Regions from separate parts of the Homo sapiens genome. Here region 2 is linked to region 1. The links are chromatin contacts, found by Hi-C or POLR2A ChIA-PET in ENCODE. All regions are on one chromosome and are shown on one strand. The core of a region is the stretch at or near the end of the contact, and the rest is flanking DNA. Distances in the headings are between cores, read along the strand shown. Region 1 has its middle 21 kb from the start of EYA3. Region 2 has its middle 34 kb from the start of MED18.

What was found. A loop is a pair of places that touch in the nucleus more often than their neighbours do. ChIA-PET counts read pairs that join two places held with the same protein, here RNA polymerase II (POLR2A).
Region 2: a loop to region 1 is called in a map of CD4-positive, alpha-beta T cell, with 2.2 times the contacts of the local background. The contact joins two enhancer-like sites. A Hi-C loop is called at or near these places in 1 of 168 maps with a recorded cell type or tissue (CD4-positive, alpha-beta T cell). POLR2A ChIA-PET finds 5 or more read pairs at or near these places in 3 of 52 experiments (GM12878, activated CD4-positive, alpha-beta T cell and naive thymus-derived CD8-positive, alpha-beta T cell).

The regions. Positions count from the first base shown.
Region 1 is chr1:28,106,705-28,113,278 of GRCh38, forward strand. No RefSeq gene overlaps it. Among named protein-coding and RNA genes, the nearest start is that of EYA3, 21 kb to the left of the region's middle. Within about 2 kb of position 4,012, at least 6 of the 41 ENCODE cell types and tissues checked have a DNase peak (open chromatin) inside an H3K27ac peak, as active enhancers do.
Region 2 is chr1:28,291,492-28,298,065 of GRCh38, forward strand. No RefSeq gene overlaps it. Among named protein-coding and RNA genes, the nearest start is that of MED18, 34 kb to the right of the region's middle. RefSeq lists an enhancer at 6,504-6,574. Within about 2 kb of position 5,325, at least 9 of the 41 ENCODE cell types and tissues checked have a DNase peak (open chromatin) inside an H3K27ac peak, as active enhancers do.

The DNA of each region.
Region 1 (6,574 bases), core at 2,762-5,261:
ATGTCAGTTTCCTTCCCTCTTGGGCCCATCAGCAGCTTGAAATACTGCCAAAAGCATCTTAAAAGAGAGGTCCCATCTCTAAGGAAGTGGAAGGGTACCCTCTCTCCTGTTGCCCCCTCTCCTGTTGCCCCTTCTACTTTCTCCCCAGCCACTCCCTCCTTTCATCAGATGAAACTTTGTCATTCTGAAGTTGGGGGTGGGAGGTAGGGAAACAATGGGCAGAGAGGCTGTTCTGAGGGCCCCACGTGGCCCTCCCTGCTCGAATGCCATTTGGTCAGGAACCAGGCTTGCCATTTACAAAAACACATCCGTTCTGGAAACTACCACTTAAGGAAAAACTTTTTTGAGTCTTCAAAAACAGCAGTAAAAGGCAGGGCATGGTGGCTCACGCCTGTAATCCTAGCACTTTGGGAGGCCAAGGTGGGCGGATCACCTGAGGTCAGAAGTTAGAGACCATCCTGACCAACATGGAGAAACCCTATCTCTACTAAAACTACAAAATTAGCCTGGCGTGGTGGTGCATGCCTGTAATCCCACCTATTCGGGAAGACTGAAGCAGGAGAATTGCTTGAACCTGGGAGGCGGATGTTGCAGTGAGCTGAGATTGCGCCATTGCACTCCAGCCTGGGCAACAAGAGCAAAACTCCATCTCAATAAAATAAATAAATAAAATAAAACAAAAACAGCAGTAAAGATGATTAAAGAGGTAGAGAACAGGGCCTGTAGGGAAAACTCCAGAACCTGGATTGTTTAGGTTAAGGAAGTAAAGGCTGAAGGGCTAGGATGAGCTGCTGAGAAACAGTATTTGAGGAGGCAGAGCCAAATAGGACTGGTAAGTATATGCTATAGATTGAAAGGGGCGAGAGGAAGGGCGTTAAAAGGGTCTTGGCAAGTCCATTGATGCAGGGGCCTAAATTAGGTGGCTCTCCTTAAGAAAAAGAATGCAGAATTATAAATACAACATTACTAGGACCCTTCTTGGGCTTTAAAAGGAGTTTGTGCAGGTGAGGGGCCCTGGGGCTTAAACTCTGCTAACTTCACAGTGAATTTACCTCTAGCCAAGGGTGCAACAAGTGATCTGGTAACACAGGTTAGGGAAATGGTCTCAGAGCTTGATTGTTCTGGAAACTTCTTCTCTTCCCCTAATTCCTTCTTAGCTTGCAAAATGCAATGCAAGCCTGCCCTCCACTCAGAACTCCTATCAGACGTGGCCCTTCCCCACCATGGCGGTTTCATGCTTCTCCTTCATGCCTGCACCTATCACACACTCATTTGTACCACTCTGCTTGTGTATTAGTCATCTACTGCCATGTAACAAATTCTCCAAAATGTAGGGGCTTAAGACTATATCAATTCATTCTCTCAGTTTTAATGGATCAGGCATCCAGGCATGGCTTGGCTAAGTCCTTGGTCAGCGAAGGCTCAATGGAAAAGATCTGCTTCCTAGCTCACATGATTGTTGGCAGAATTCAGTTCCTCACAGGCTGTTGGACTGAGGCCTCAGTTCCTCAAGAGCTGCTAGCGGGAGGCCTCCCTGGGTTCCCTGCTACATAGGCCTCTCCATCAAGTAAGTGTGGCAGCTGGCTTCATCAGACCAAGCAAATGAGAGGGCAAGGAAAAGAGAGAGAGAGCTACCAAGATGGAAGTCACAGTTCTTTGTAACCTAATCACAGAAGTGACATCCTATCACTTTTGTCATATTCCATTCATCAGAAGCAATTCACTAGGTCCAGCCCATATTCATGGGTAGGGAATTACACAAGGGCATGAATATCAGGAAGCAGGGATCACTGGAAACCTTGTCGAAAGCCGCCACCACAACTGTCACTCCTTCTCATTAACTGTTGCCCTGCCTGCCTCTGCCATTCCATTATGAGCTCCTTGAAGACGAGGACCACATTTTACTCTGTGCTTCTTGTGCTTGTTAAGTGAATGGATGATGAATAAATGAGTGATTACTTACTCAAAGTAGCAGAAACAGAACCAAAAGCAAGTGCATCATTTTACTTAAAAGAGATTGCTATTTATTGTCTTCTGACCCAGCCATTTCACTTCTGGAAAGTTAAGAAAATAATCAAGAATGTAATTATAAGAGTATATTAAGAAACTTAGTTAAGGCTGGGAGCGGTGGCTCACTGTAATCCCAGCACTTTGGGAGGCCGAAACAGGTGGATCACTTGAGGTCAGGAGTTCGAGACCAGCCTGGTCAACATGGCAAAACCCCATCTCTACTAAAAATGCAAAAAAAATTAGATGGGCATGATGGCACATCCCTATAATCCCAGCTACATGGGAGGCTGAGGCACGAGAATAGCTTGAACCCAGGAGAAGGAGGTTGCAGTGAGCCGAGCCTGCACTCCAGCTTGGGCAAGAGTGAGACTGTGTCTCAAAAAAAAAAAAAGAAGAGGCTTAGTTAAAAGGTAGTCCGTTACAGCATTGTTTACAATAGCAAACTGCCCTCTCAAAAACAAAAATAAAAACAGCTAAACTGTAAACTAACTGAATGTCCAATGATAAAGGATTGATTAGCTGCTAAGCTATACACATACAGTGGATATTCTGCAGTCATCAAAATGAAAAATGCCTTGTCTTGCTCTGTCGCCCAGGCTGGAGTGCAATGGTGTGATCTCAGCTCACTGCAATCTCCGCCTCCCAGGTTAAAGCAATTCTCCTGCCTCAGCCTCCCGAGTAGCTGGAATTATAGGTGCACACCACCACGCCCGGCTAATTTTTATATTTTTAGTAGAGATGGGGTTTCACCATATTGGCCAGGCTGGTCTCTTGGCCAGGCTAGTCTTGAACTCCTGACATTGTGATCTGCCTGCCTCGGCCTCCCAAGCTGCTGGGATTACAGGCGTGAGCCACCACACCTGGCCAGTACTTCTTTTTTAAGTTACAAAGCAGCGTATGCATTTCATCTTTATACAAAGTGAATATACATGTTAAAATATCTGGGGCAGATACTACTTAGTCCAGGGCCTGATAGCTAGGCTGGTTCTCTCCTTTCGAATGGGAGACCTCTGCTGCAGACAAGCTCCAGCAGATCCTCAGTCAGGCCAAGAAGCATCTGAGCTTGATCCCTTCTTTGTATTTATTGGATTTAGAGGTATTAGAAAAGCATTGTATGTCTTAAGTCTGGCATTGTTCAATCCGGATGTTAGGACAGAAAGAATTACCCAGAGGCCTGGTGTGGTGGCTCATGTCTATAATCCCAGCTTTTTGAGAGGCCAAGGTGAGCAGATCACTTGAGGCCAGGAGTTCAAGACCAGCCTGGCCAACATGGTGAAACGCTGTCTCTACTAAAAATACAACAAATTAGCTGGATGTGGTGGCATGTGCCTGTAATCCCAGCTACTCGGGAGGCTGAGGCAAGAGAACTGATTGAACTTTGGAGGCAGAGGTTGCAGTGAGCTTAGATCGTGACACTGTGCTCCCGCCTGGGCGACGAAGCGAGACTCAGTCTCAAAAAAAAAAATAAATAAAAAGGAAAGAAAGAATAACCCAGAGCCCTGTAACAAACTGGGTCCCAACAATCCATCCAAGTTTTACTCAGTGAATGTGGATTATAGCAAACTGAAGAAAGAAGGTCCAGATTTGTAAATGAAGTGTTTCACTATTAAAGCTGCTTTCGAATGAAGGTCTTTCTGAAGCCATCCGCACAATTTTCCATTTAATCAGGAAATATTTGTCCTCTAAATACATGAAATCATGTTGATGTAATGTGTTGGAGATTACCCTGATTAATAAATAATTGAAACTTGAAAAATAAATCTGGAAGGATTAGATCAGTTTTGAACGGCCATGAAGTTCAGATAAGCCAATTTTAAGTTTCATTAAACAAATAGGTGTTTTGGTTTTTTGTGTTATTCACATGACAAGATGTCTGGAGTCAGGCAGGTTCTGGCCCTAGTTCTTTCTAGCTCAGTATCACCACAGTTCTTTTGGTTTTCCCCTCTTGCTTGCCACCCCAGGTCATATGATGGCTGCCCCAGCTCCAGGCATCTCACCCACATTCAAATCAGGAAGAACTGGTATGGGAAAGCTCCAGTCATGGCTGACTCTTTACTAGGAAAACAAAAGCTTTCCTAGAAGTCCCCCGCCAGACTTCCTTAACTCTCCCATTGGCTGAGTCATATGGAGATTCCCAGACACAGGGGAGGCTGAAGACACTAGAAACAGAATTTCATGATTGATAATAGAAAATTATGATTTGTGCTCCAAGGCTGGGCACTCAAACAAGCTTGGAATTCTGTTAATGAAGAAGGGGAAGGGATCAAGTAACTGTTACCCCCTTTAGACAGGACACAGTGCATCCTACTTTGTCACAGTCACCTCACTCCTTTTAGATTGCTTTACTCAGTTAATCACCTGCCTAGCCCCTGTGAAGGCATTTGAACTTTCAACACTTGGATACAAGGCTCAGAGTTAGAAAGTGTGAAAAGATTGCTAACTGTCTCCATTATCCATTACTTCCCCCTTTCTTCTAGTAATAAAATAATTTTCACCCCAAGATATAGCAGGGTATATGGCTGCCCAGATCCAGATCATAGTTCATGGTCACCGCTGCCATGGTAGCTAGCTGGGTGTGACCATGTAACTAAGTACTCACCACTGGAAAATGTATAGATTCATGTGATCATCACTTCTACATCATTTCCTAAAGTGAAATTGTTAGCCATTTACTTCCTCTTTCCCCCACTTACCACAGGCTTGTATATAGATGCTTCAATGATGTCCTTGGAGACGGCAGAGCAACAAGATAGAGGGAACCTGTATCCCCAAATGACTACCTGAAGCAGAGCCCCTTACTCACCTCTGGACTCATCCTGAATCACCCATATGCTTAAAGGGATAAAACAACAACAAAAGACAAAATAAGAACAACAAACAAAACCTGTAAAACAAGAGATTCAAAATAAATTTGCTCTAGCTGGGGCATGGTGGCTCATGCCTGTAATCCCAATACTTTGGGAAGTGGAGGCAGGAGGATCACATGAGCCCAAATGTTCAAGACCAGCCTGGGCAAGATAATGAGACCCTAAAGTAACTGGGCATGGTGGCCCATGCCAATAATCCCAGCTACTCGGGAGGCTGAGGTGGGAGAATCACTTGAGCCCAGGAGGTTGAGGCTGCTCTGAGACATGATCCAGGCATGGTGGTGAGCACCTGTAATCCTAGCTACTCAGGAGGCTGAGGCAGGAGGATTCCTTACACCCAGGAGTTTGAGGTTACAGTGAGCTATGATCATACCATGGTACTCCAGCATGGAAGACAGAATGAGATCCTGTCTCAGTAATAAATAAGTAAATAAATAAATTTATTCTGTATTTTTGAGCCTCTTTACTAAAGCAGCTTATTCTGTTCCTTAACTCATATAGGAAAGAAAAAAACAAACTTCATTATGCCATTGGTGTGTTGTTAATAGTTAAAAAAAAAAAAGAAGAAGAAGAAGATTGGGAGCTAAGACGAAAAAAACAGAGATGTCAACTAAATGGAGGAATAAGAGATGTTCTTATAAAGACTTGCATTACTGGGGAGGCAACTGAATAAACAGGCAGGACAGTGAAAGAGCCTAATCAGATGCCCACTGAGCTCTGCTTTGGAGTTAATATGGTTTGGCGTTGAAGCAAAATACAAAGACCAGGGTGAAGTCAAACCATTGCAGTCTACATACGGCAGGAAGGCCCATGGTTCAAGAAGGGTCTGTGTAGATATGAATTAGATGGGAGGACCATTAGTCAGGGTCCTTAGGTTGCAAGCAACAGAAAGCAACTCTGAGTTGCTCAAACAAAACAAAGAATTTACTAGAAAGACATTGGGAAGACCAAAGAATCTAAGGAAGATCTCAACAGCCAAGGCCAAGAAAAGGATAAGGTGCAGGTAAGCTCTGGGAATCCCACTTACAGAAACTTGTGGTTTCCCTAGTATGCAGCAGAATCACCTGGAGGGGTTTTTAAAACACAGATTGCTGGGGCCTACCCCTAGAGTTTCTAATCCAGTAGGTGTGGGTTGGGGCCCGGGAATCTGTATTTCTAACAGGTTCCCAGATGCTGTTGCTGCAGGTCAAGGGACCCCCTTATGAGAAGCACTGCTTTAGGGGAAACACATCAAATGACTCAGCTCCCACTTCCTTCCATCCCTGAGTGTCTCCACAGTTCCAAAGTCCTGAGAAAGTCCAGTTGACCCAGGATTGAGTCACTCTTGTGGTCAGAGAGGTGGCGTTCTGTGATTGGCAGCCATGTGAGTATCACTTGGTGTGGGGATGGGGGAAGTTCCTCCAAGGAAGGAACACTGGACACAAAACTAGACGATGTCCTCAAAATGGTAGTTGGGCAAGCTAAATGCACAACTCTCTCCATCTGGAGCAAGATCTTCAGCAGCAGCTTCTCCTCTCAGGGCAGAAGTTCCAGAATAGAGAACTGGAGGCGGGTGGGGTGGTAGGGAGAGGGAGAAGGTGGACTTCTACAGACCATTATCTCTATTCTAACCTCATTTCGTTTCCTGTCAAGAGAAGACACTCCTGCCCCCTAGAGACCAGTGATCAATTCCACAGCAGCTTTGGTGGCTATGAAAG
Region 2 (6,574 bases), core at 4,075-6,574, 190 kb after region 1:
AGATGGCACCATTGCACTCCGCCCTGGGAGACAGAGTGAGACTCTGCCTTAAAAAAAAAAAAAATTGTCAGAATCAAATGAGAAAATGTTGGATTCCATAGGCCAGGCTTTAAAAAGAGAAAGAGAAAATGATTATAAAGTGCCTGTTTAGTTAAGTTCTTCTTTTCAGCAGAAGACAGAGTCAGTACCATTTTCTTAGATTCAAAGCCACAGGTTCCTCATCTATGAAATGGGAGTTGTGAGATAAAAGATAGTATAGAATTCCCACAACCTGGAATGCTCTTCTCCAGACAAGCTCTTTCTAAACCTGCAGTTTCACCTTTAACATCGTCTCATCAGAGAGTTCGGACCTGACCCCTGTTTCTCAGCCTCACCCTGCCCCTTCCCATTTCTTTTCTCTTCAACACGTTTCATAATCTTTATTGTTTCCTGCCTGTCTCCATGTTCACCGTTGTATCCCAATGTCTACCATATGCTAGCATAAGTGCTCAATAAATGTTTGTTGTTTTCATTACATTTTTTTTCTTCCCGTTTATTTTAGGTTCAAGGAGTCATTAAATATTTTGGCGGCAGAGTGGAGTGGCTCACACTGGTAATCCCAGCACTTTGGTAGGCTGAGGTGGGAGGATCGCTTGAGCCCAGGGGTTCAAGACCAGCCCCTGGTCTTGAATGAGACCCAGACTCTACAAAAAATAGAAAAATTAGCTGGAGGTGGAGGCACGTACCTGTAGTCCCAGCTACTTGGGGGGCTGAGGTGGGAGGATCGCTTGAGCCTGGGAGGTCGAGGCTGCAGTGAGCTGTGATTGCACCACTGCACTCCAGCCTGAGTGATGGAGTGAGACCATGTCTCAATATCTAAATATACACATACATATATAAATATAAATATATATATATATATATATTTTTTTTTTTTTGAGATGGAGTCTTGCTCTGTCGCCCAGGCTGGAGTGCAGTAGCACTATCTCAGCTCACTGCAAGCTCCACCTCCCGGGTTCATGCCATTCTCCTGCCTCAGCCTCCCTAGTAGCTGGGACTACAGGCGCCTGCCACCACGCCTGGCTAATTTTTTGTATTTTTAGTAGAGACGGGGTTTCACCTTGTTAGCCAGGATGGTCTCGATCTCCTGACCTTGTGATCCGCCCATCTTGGCCTCCCAAAGTGCTGGGATTACAGGCGTGAGCCACTGCGCCTGGCCTATATATATATATATTTTTTTTTAATCACTTATTTATGAGCCAAGACTGTTCTAGGCAATCCTAACCACAATCCTGAGACATAGGCAAAGTGAGGATTTTACCAATTTTTAGCTATGAAAGCTGAGGTCTAGCAATATTAACATTGCCCAGACATGTCCCAAGCAAATGAGCAGGAGTTCTAAACTCTCCAGAAAGTGCTCTTTCCACCCACCCTTCCACTGCCTTCCAAGGGAAGGAGCACTGCAGGCCCAGGTACTAGTCCAGGCACTGTCTTAATTTGTGGCTTTAAGATGTAAACAAGTCACTTCTTTCCCTGAAGGAAAATGTTAGTTTCCCCATCTCTAAAATGGGGAGAATCTTTGACCTGATCAGTGGTTAAGAATCAGCTGAGTTGACTGACATGTTGTGGTAAATTAAAAAATAATAATAAATTTTTTTTTAAAGAATCAGCTGAAATAATAGGCTGAAAGCATTTAATAAACTGAAATGCACTCACTTATGGAGGAGGTTTGTTTGTTTTTGAGACAGGGTCTCATTCTGTCGCCAAGGCTGGAGTGGCACGATCTCCTCTCACTGCAGCCTCCGCCTCCCAGGTTCAAGCAATTCTCAAGCTTCAGCCTCCCAAGTAGCTGGGATTACAGGTGTGCGCCACTATGCTCCACTAATTTTATATTTTTAGTAGAGATGGGGTTTCCCCATGTTGGCCAGACTGGTCTTGAACTCCTGATCTCAAGTGATCCACCCGCCTTGGCCTCCCAAAGTGCTGAGATTACAGGCGTGAGCCACTGCACCCTGCCGATGAAGGAATTTTTAAATATTAATATGCAGAATGAACATTCTTCCCAGAAGACACTGTGGGCTGGGGAAGCCAGGGAAGTTTCCTAGAAGTGGTGGCATTTCAGCTGGGCCTCCGGTGCTCCTGGGTAAGAATTTGGGGAAACAAATCTCAGAGCCAAAGTCACTGACCAACCAAAGAAGAACCCTCTAAGCCTCTTTTCCTGTTTCACATTGATATCTTCCTCCAATCTGCATTTCCCTGCCGCAATTTATTTTTTCCTTTCAAACCAAATTTATACAGTAGAATCTGCATATAATAAAATGCACACTTTTTTTTTTTTTTTTGAGACAGTCTCACTCTGTCACCCAGGCTGGAGGGCAGTGGCATGATCTTGGCTCACTGCAACCTCTGCCTCCCGAGTTCAAGCGATTCTCCTGCCTCAGCCTCCCTAGTAGCTGGGATTAACAGGCGACCGCCACCACGTCTGGCTAATTTTTTGTATTGTTAGTAGAGCCGGGGTTATACCATGTTGCCCAGGCTGGTTTCAAACTCCTGAGCTCAGGCAATCCGCCCGCCTCAGCTTCCCAAAGTGCTGGGATAAAAGGCGCGAGCCACCGTGCCCGGCCAAAACGCACTCATTTTAAATGCAGACATTTCCATGAGTTTTGAGAAAAGCATACGCCTATGCAACTACCATCCAAATCTAATTTCCTTGTGCTCCTTTGCAGTGAATATCCCATCCTGCTTTCTGGCCCCAGGCACCCACTATCAGCTTTCTGTTATTACAAATTAGTTTTGTTTTTGTTTTTGTTGTTATTCTTAATCCATTTAATTCTTTAGCAGATGACAAAGTTTTGCATTCAAAAATTAGCTTTTAAGTTTAGAACACAAACATAATGCAACAAAATGTATTAATTCACTAGTCTTAAGACAATATTGTCATTGTGGAGTGTTTGCTAATGAATGCAGAGGTCATTAGATAAATTGACAGTAACCTATTGAAGAAAAGAACTATAATAATCATAATTTACACATTTACTGAAGAGAGTTTGACCATTAATAAAAATTATACCTACACATCGGGTGTGGTGGTTTACATCTGCAATCCCAACTACTCAGGAAGCTGAGGTGGGAAAACTGAAGCTGACCCCAGGAGTTCCAGAAAAGCCTGGGCAATGTTGCAGGATTCCATTTCAAAAAAATTATACCGCACTTTGGGAGGCCGAGGCAGGTGGATCACAGTCGGAATTTGAGACTAGCCTGACCAACATGGAGAAACCCTGTCTCTACTAAAAATATAAAATTAGCCGGGTGTGGTGGCACATGCCTGTAATCCCAGCTACTTGGGAGGCTGAGCCAGGAGAAATCGCTTGAACCCAGGAGGCGGAAGTTGTGGTGAGCCAAGATCGTGTCATTGCACTCCAGCCTGGGCAACAACAGCGAAACTCCATCTCAAAAAAAAAAAAAAAATTATACCACACTTTGGGAGGCCAAGGTGGGTGGATCACCTGAGGTTGGGAGTTCGAGACCAGCCTGGCTAACAAGGTGAAACCCCGTCTCTACTAAAAATACAAAAAATTAGCCGGGCGCGGTGGCAGGCGCCTGTAGTCCCAGCTACTCGGGAGGCTGAGGCAGGAGAATGGCGTGAACCCGGGAAGCGGAGCTTGCAGTGAGCCGAGATTGCGCCACTGCAGTCCGCAGTCCGGCCTGGGCGACAGAGCGAGACTCCGTCTCAAAAAAAAAAAAAAAAAAAAAAAAAAAAAAAAAAAAAATTAGCCGGGCGTGGTGGCACATGCCTGTAATCCCAGCCACTCAGGAGGCTGAGGCAGGAGAATAACTTAAACCCAGAAGGCGGAAGTTGCGGTGAGCTGAGATTGTGCCATTGCCCTCCAGCCTGGGCAATAAGAGCAAAACTCTGTCTCAAAAAAAAAAAAAAAATTATACCTAAAAAACTTACAATAAGTACATAGATAACGTGATCACTTCTTGAGAAATGATGACATATAAATGGCAATATTTTCTATTAACAAATATTTGTTATTATTCTTATTTTTTGAGACAGGGTCTCACTCCACCGCCCAAGCTGGAGTGCAGTGGCACGATCATGGCTCACTGCAGCCTCAACCTCCCTAGCTCAAGTGATCCGCCCACCTTGGCCTCCCAAAGTGCTGGGATTACAGGCCTGAGCCACCACACCTGGCCTCATTGTGTAATCTTTTGTGTTTGTCTTCTTCGTTACCATAAAGCTTTTGAAGCTAATTCATGTTGTCGTGTGTATCCATAGTTCATTCCTTTTTGTTGCTGAGCACAATACTATTGTATGGATATATTACAATTCATTTATTCATTCATGAGTTGATAGACATTTGAGTTGTTTCCAATTTTGGCTATTATGAGTAAACCTGCTATTTATGTGGACATACCCAGCTATTTTTATTTTTTATTTTTTGTAGAGATGAGGGTCTCCCTATGTTGCCCAGACTGGTCTAGACCTCTTGGGCTCCAGTGATCCTCCTGCCTTGACCTCCCAAAATGCTGGGGCTACAGAGATGAGCCGCTGCACCCAGCTCCAGTTCCAGTTGCTCTGCATCTTTGCCAACACTTGGTATTGTCAGTCTTTTGACAGTCTTGTTGACATTGGTCTAGTGATTAAAACCCTATGCACTGGAGCCAGAGTTCAAATTCCAGCTCTACCATTTGTTGTATGACTTTAGGTGAGTCACTTCACCTCTGTTAGTCTCAGTTTACTCTTCTGGGAAAAGGGATAATAGTTCATAAGATCCTTATGTCTATTCAGTTAAATCAGTGGTTCTTACTTAGGGATGATTTTGTCCTCACGGGATATTTGGCAAAGTTTGGAGACATTTTTGGCTGTTACAGGGGGCCTCTGGCATCTCAGTGGGTAGAGGCCAGGGAAGCTGCTAAACATCCTCCAATGCATAGGGTGGTCCCTTTGAACACAGAGTTATCCAGTCCAAAAAGTCAATGGCCCTGAGCTTGAGAAATTCTGAATTATATAATGCACGTAATGTGTTCAATACAACACCTGGCACATATCAACTGCTTAGTAAATGGAAAACAAATAGACTTTGGGGAAAAAACGTGTTTTCAGGAGGAGCAATCTGAGTTTGATGGATCCAAATCATCATGGTCCTTTTCCCAAATATCTACCACAAGGCTGTTATGACGTGAGGAGGCTCACAACAAAGAACAACTGGTTTTATCACATAAATACCACGGAAACCAAAAAGTGAGCAATATGTTCAAGACAGCAGACCTGTAGCCTTGGACCTTGGACTCCTCTGTGTGGGGGAGGATGGGAAGGCTCGCACGTTCCATGCCTCCTCCCCCGCCAGGCAGCATCTCCCCTGGCTGGAGTTCCAGCTGTTGTCTGGGTCAGCGCAAACAGAGACCTTTGGGCTGCCCAAGATCCAGGATTTACAGCCCACAGACTCCTCCCAGTTTACCGGAGTGTTTGGAAGACATTCCAGGTCAGCAGGAATTAAGTAGGGCCCCCGAGGGGAGTGTGTGTCACGTGGTCTGACGACACAGCCAGGATGAACTGGAGAAGGGCAAAGCATAGTCCAGAGGAAAGTGCAGTCAAAGCAGAATTGATTCAAGAGAGTCAAGCATTTAGCAACATTCGTTGTGCACCTACTGTGCCAGCCTCTTCCTCTCCTACGTGGGAGGCCCTTTGGAATAGAGGTTAGGAGGACAGTCTCTATGTAGAGGACATTTGAATCCCAGCCCTGCCAGCACTAGGTGTGTGTCCTTTGCAAGAAACATCATCTCTCTGAAACACATGGTATACATGCAATAAATTATGGGTGTACGTATGTCTCAGTCCTCACAAAAAGATATTTATGGTAAGAGCTATTACCATTCCTATTTTACAAAAGAATAAACCAAGGCTCAAAGAGGTGAAGGACTTTGTCCAATGTCATAGGACTAATTAAGTAGCAGAGGATCACTGTGACAGGCTTTTAGGGAGATGGAAAGATGAGTAAGATGGAGTCCCTGACTTCAACAAGCTTGGGGTCTCATAGAGGAGATAAAGGCAGGTAAAAGTCTAATTTCCAGCAAAGAGACAATGAGAGGTGCTAATAAAGAGCATTCAGCGGCCAGGCGCAGTGGCTCACGCCTGTAATCCCAGCACTTTGGGAGCCCGAGGCGGGTGAATCACCAGGTCAAGAGATCAAGACCATCCTGGCCAACATGGTGAAACCCCGTCTCCACTAAAAATACAAAAATTAGCTGGGGGTGGTGGCACACACCCGTAGTCCCAGCTACTTGGGAGGCTGAGGCAGGAGAATTGCTTGAACCCAGGAGGCGGAGGTTGCAGTGAGCTGAGATTGCACCACTGCACTCCAGCCTGGCAACACAGAGAATCTCTGTCTCAAAAATAATAATAATAATAATAATAATAATAATAATAATAATAAATAAAGAGCATTCAGGTGTGGTTAAGGTACGACTGAGGTCAATTCCAGCTGGTGGCAATCAGGAAGGCTTCACAGAGGAAGTGGTGGCTCAGCTGGTCTTTGAAGGTGAGTCAGATTGAAAGCACAGTCAGAGACTGAAGTTCCAAGAAGTGTGA